Linked DNA regions of Homo sapiens: region 1 is linked to region 2. Evidence: chromatin contacts called from ENCODE Hi-C or POLR2A ChIA-PET data. All regions are on one chromosome and are shown on one strand. The core of a region is the stretch at or near the end of the contact, and the rest is flanking DNA. Distances in the headings are between cores, read along the strand shown. Region 1 overlaps FOXP1 (forkhead box P1). Region 2 overlaps FOXP1 (forkhead box P1).

The links. A loop is a pair of places that touch in the nucleus more often than their neighbours do. ChIA-PET counts read pairs that join two places held with the same protein, here RNA polymerase II (POLR2A). Pooled maps may share reads with other maps.
Region 1: a map of PC-3 shows a loop between it and region 2 (5-fold over the local background). The contact joins two enhancer-like sites. A Hi-C loop is called at or near these places in 12 of 168 maps with a recorded cell type or tissue (B cell, OCI-LY7, PC-3 and 7 more), 8 of 37 single-sample maps with no recorded cell type and 17 of 50 pooled maps. POLR2A ChIA-PET finds 5 or more read pairs at or near these places in 16 of 52 experiments (AG04450, CD4-positive, alpha-beta T cell, H1 and 11 more).

What each region holds. Positions count from the first base shown.
Region 1 is chr3:71,006,123-71,008,822 of GRCh38, forward strand. All of the region lies in intron 12 of FOXP1 (forkhead box P1), which reads right to left. Among named protein-coding and RNA genes, the nearest start is that of FOXP1-AS1, 280 kb to the right of the region's middle. Within about 2 kb of position 1,354, at least 6 of the 41 ENCODE cell types and tissues checked have a DNase peak (open chromatin) inside an H3K27ac peak, as active enhancers do; they include endothelial cell of umbilical vein, where a contact is called at or near this core.
Region 2 is chr3:71,047,877-71,050,576 of GRCh38, forward strand. The region is part of intron 9 of FOXP1 (forkhead box P1); the gene reads right to left. Among named protein-coding and RNA genes, the nearest start is that of FOXP1-AS1, 240 kb to the right of the region's middle. RefSeq lists an enhancer at 2,130-2,700. Within about 2 kb of position 1,280, at least 10 of the 41 ENCODE cell types and tissues checked have a DNase peak (open chromatin) inside an H3K27ac peak, as active enhancers do; they include endothelial cell of umbilical vein, where a contact is called at or near this core.

The sequences.
Region 1 (2,700 bases), core at 104-2,603, 42 kb before region 2:
GATGGACACTTCTCTGTTTCTCTTGGCTCCGTACAGGTTTTTAGGTCACTGGGTTTTGAACGTAATGCCAAATGAGAATCTCGCTAGTACAGAAGCTTTGAAAATGACAACTAACTTAATCTCTCAATTTAAATAAAATAATAATAATAAAAAAATCTAATGATACTTCACTCAAGAGTCAGAGCTTTTTATGAGACCTGTTGCCAATATTAGTGTCTTGGAATGATCTCATCTTTCATCCTGGCTAAATTCCAACACACAATTTCATTAACCCAGGTACCGCAGGTGATAAAACTCATTTTTCCCTAAAGAGACAGCTAAAAAGTACCAGTTATACGTTTATGAAGTACCAGCAATCAAAATTATGGATTTTCTAAAAGGTTTTTAACTACTTTTATTGAAAGGAAAATCGCTGTCTCAGACTTTTGTGACACTATTGCTAATAATAAATTTTACCATTTAGACATGGCCATAATATGGTAGACAGTGTCAATAAAAGTATGGAGCAAAGATGATCCCTGTCTTTTAAGTAATGCCTTCTAATTACATGCCGGAAATGATCACATGAAATACCTAAGCTAACTAATGGCTCTTAAAATATAAGAACACTCAACAATGCATCTACAGTGATATAGATGTACCGCATGCACATATGCAGTTATATGTAGAATTAATTGCATAAGTAGACATTCAAAAAATTTTCCAATGTTTTCAAAGCCTACAAGAAAAATTTAAATTTAATTTGCATTTCTAACTAAAATCTGTTTGTTGAAAAAAAATGCGTTCAAATGTTATTTGCTTCCTTTTGAGCAAAGAGGTGGCACTGGGCCTGTTATCTTTGGCAAACTTGTCTAAACTTTTCTATCTAATATTCTATATATCACTAGAGGGCACTGTGGTATTTAGGCCACTTTGACCTCTTCGAGTACTAAGAAAGGTCTTGAACTCCTAAGCAATGTCAGAAAGGTTAAAAAAGACATTAAAAGGGGGAAAAAATTTTTTTTGGTAACACCCTATTTTTATTTTTCTAAAACCAATAAAAAATGCATGATAAGTAGAAAAGTCAAATTCATAAAAATATACAGCTCATTTTGCAATACTCAAAGACTTGTCACCTCAGATCTGATGGGGAAAATTTTCATCCTCATCTTCTCGAGATTTAAATTGTGAGGCTGGAATTTGATTTGCATACATCCACAATTATAGACAGCTATTCCCTCTACATGGCTGAAGTCTCCTACACTAACTAGAGGTAATTTCACTGCAGAACATTCAGGCGTGCAAGCCGAGAGCCACAAATGGGTTTGAAACAATTTATGATATCCGGCCTCCTTCGACATGTATTAGCATATACCTGGTTTCTTTAACATACACTTTGTTTTTCCAAAACCACAAACATAGTTGCTGGAATTTCATGTGGAAGTGCTTAAGGGGCTGAAAGTTAACACCTTTGTGATCCACGCTGCCTCATGGTGGCTGTTAAACAAAAGCCTCTTTGTCGAGGCTTTCTTGAAGTGTTTTCTTAACATGTTCCAAGTAGTTTTAGGCAGGGAACTAAAGTAAACAAGATGTTACCATGATAAAAACACTTGTGAAAACATTACAGAGCACACTTAGTAGTTTCTTTCACACAAAACTCTTCACAGTTTTGAAAAGTAAAATTCACAGAAAAAAATTTTAAAAAGCAAGTTACCAATGAAATGTCCTCTACTGTCTACAGCCCTCGACCTTTCGGGAAGGGTCAAAGTTCCATTTCTGGGCATTTTCTTCAACATTTCTCTGTCTTCCATTACAGCACATATACAGTTTATTTTGGCTTTCATAAATTACATACATCTAACAAGCAAGGGAATTTTTGTTTTGTTCTGCATGAAGTTTTTCTCCCTGAGAAATCACCAAAAGAAAAAAAATTCTTTTCAAATAGGATACTAAGCAAGGATACAAATGATACTTTTAGTAGACGTTATACAAGTGGTCACTTAAAAGAAAAACTAGGAGAAATGGAAACATTTTCCCCCAAGCACATAAGAGTACCTGGTGTTTGTGAAACTATGGGCCTGCATTTGATTTTACCTTCTAAGTTAAAAACAGGGAAATGTGGTCAGGATTTAACCTTCAAATCTACTCCTCATTTTGCCAATGCATTACATGAGCATTAAAAAAAGGGAGGGGGAGGAAAGGGAAGAATTACAAATCCACGTTTTTACTAGTGAAGATTGTGTCTTTCACCTGGTTTGAAAAGAAGAAAAAAGAAAGGACTCAAGTGGGGAGAAGATGGAAGAACGCCGATGAGCTTCACACCACTCTGGATGATACGGGACTTGTTTTTGTTTTTCTGTTATCGGAGGATGCCAAGCAATGCAGGGCTGGACGATTTCATTAGAGTTAGCAGGAGCACCTGCTGCTATCAGTTAGCACTAACAAATGCAACAGTCACATGATAACTCATGGTTGATAGATTAAAAAAAAATCAACACTAAAACTGCAAGTTGTTTTCAGAAGAAACAGGGAAATAAATGCATACAATAGACTGGGTATCTGCTGATTCTGATAAAGCGTCCCTCTGTTGGCGGTGAGGGAAAGACAACAGGATGGTTATTTGTACAGTATTTATCTTTGAAATCAAGGGCCCTGTGGTATACCTCACCTTGGGAACAAATGCTGCAGAATGATCACAGAAAAGTGTCAAATCTCTGGTTT
Region 2 (2,700 bases), core at 30-2,529:
TGACAGGAGGAAAACTTTTGTTGTGTAAAACATCAATACATCATTCCTGTGTTTAGCAGGCCTTGCTTCAGCCAAAAAAATTAATGTAGATTTCCTCAGTAATTATCTGAGTGATAGAAAGATAATACAGTGCAGTAGTACAATAAATAGAAGGAAATTATCTAATATCCTTAATCTGCTAGCAATCGTATCGAGGTGGAGGTCTTAGCCACATTATGGCTAACAATTATAAAAGGAAAACTAACCCTTCCCAAACTGTAGCAAAAAAAAAAGAAAAGTTTCTTCAAGAAAAGAACAAGATCAGTGTTCCTAATTCTGAGTATGATTCAAAAGATCAGAGAGACTTTTACAACTAAAAGGACTATCCAAGCCCTTTCAGAGCTTACATGTTCTGGCTAATAACTATACTTTACAAACAACTGCATTCACTTAACCTAACACATGACCTTGATCTGATACATCCATAAAATGGTATGTATATCAAGACCTTCTGATGCAAAGTTCAAAGAAAGAGAAAAATGGTGGTTTCCTTTCGGTCTTCATGTAGTTTATTTTACAGTAAAAACCATCATTCTCATATTAGCAACCAATTTCAGACTTACTACCATGCCACTGAGAAAGTTAATTGAGTTTCACTCCAAAAAACAAATTCTATACCACTAACAACAAAAATTTAAATAAATTTAAATGAAAAGCCAGTGTTTTCATTTTAAGAACAGCATGCATAAAATGATCCAATTGTTTTCACCCCTTCCCAAGTTATCACATTAATGTAAAACCCAGTGATAGTTATATTCATGTCAAAACGATTTTTTCACTTCTTCAACAGATATTAACTCACAACATTACAAAAAAAAGGGAAGAGAAAAAAACAACATTGACACAATAAAAGATCAGGGAATTAGCTTTTCTGAAAGCAGACTATAATGGGGGGGGTACAGCTGGAGGTGGGGGAGGGTGTTTCCTGCCTTACTGTAAATGAAATGTTTAAAAATTTTGTATTTATGTAAAATGACTGATGCCTTTTCTGTTGTCTCTGTGGCCATCCCTAGGAAAAAGCTCATGAAAGCTGTCTACGTTTGAAAAGCCAGGATATAAAAGTATACAAGGCCCATTGTCCAAAGAAAGAATTTAAAAGCAACACCGGTTGCCAAACTGCGCTCCCCACCCAGTTACCAAACACAGGATACGGGTCCATTTGTTTACTTCTCACAATTGAATGCATACAAAAAAGGTCTCCGTGCAGTCCCCTCGGCAGGTCAGTAGTCAGTGTTAAAATGCTAAAATGCCCTGATAAACCTCGAGTTTCGGATCCCCTCCCTAGAGCTGCAGTCAAAGGTCTGTTTTCCTTTCTTCGGCTACTCCCTACTGCCTAACATAAACTGTCATAACTGCCCGGGACAAACGGCCCTTTTAAAACAATCAACTTAGCCTACCTCACCCGCACAGGATGGAATCTTTTTTTGTAGCTCGATTTAAAATGAATTCTGCTGTCTATTTTCCTCACCACTTCTGTCCAATATTCATGAGCAGTCACTTCAATAGCTGTATTGGGCCTACATCCTCTCTTCCTCCCCTACCTAAGAGCACGTATCTTCTTAAGGAAGGTCCTGTCTTGGTCCAACCCAATATGGAGCCAAACTTTCCCAAGGAAACATCTCAAGGCAACTTTAGGAGGGAAGGAAAAAAAAAAGAGCAAAGGTACATCGTTCTGGCCAAAGATCAGGTGTCTTATTGCAGAGGTAATCAAAACAGGAAAAAAAGGGGGTGGGGGGAGCCTGACAATATAAAATTATGAGCCGCTAATGACTGGGGACTCAGTAAATTAACATACTTGTTCCATCTGTCAACAACCAAGTTCAAACCTTGTTAAAATCATAACCACCAGTCCACATCATGAAAATGCTACCGTGTGACTCCATCTCATTTTAGCACAAAAGGACCACCACCTGCATGATAATTCCAGGAGACTGGTCCCTACCTCAGGAAACTACAGATCTCCTAAGCATTGTTACCCTGGGTCTCAGACAAATCCACTGGCACCATGAATCCAAGGAGACCCATCCACTGGTCTGCCTACCTCAAAGGATATTCAAAGCAACCTATCTCCTGGGTCACCTTTGCCTGGGAAGTGGATGACAAAGCATGGACCACAGCAAACCTAGCGACCTGGAGATGCAAGAATGTTCCTACAATGTCTTGCTTTCTCCTTGTTTAGACACAAAGTGTTCTCCTTCTCCCCTACACTCCCCACCCCCTGCCACTCCCTTCCCAAACTCAGGGACCACTATCATCTTTGTGCTCTGAGATGCTTTCCTTTCTGACAACAGCAATTTGGGAGAGGTAACTTTTATCCTTCTTTCTGCTGTGTAACTTTCCCCTTCCCATTTCTTTATGTGCCCTCTGAGCTCATCTGAACTTTCATGTTCTCCCAGCATGCAGACGTGCATTCCAAACTATGTCTCACAGACCAAATAAGAGGTTAATAAGAAGTGGCAACAGAAAGGAAAAACGCAATCCCTGGTAACTGATAAGAATGACAGTGGCAGCCCTTTTTTGTTTGTCTTCAAATATAGAGTTAAAGATCTTTAAAAAACTAAATTTTGATGCCTTTGAAAAGAAAGAAGCACAAAATAACAACAGGGGGTTATTGCCTGCAAGCCACAGGGGAGAAACTCCATAATTCTTATTCTCCCTTTT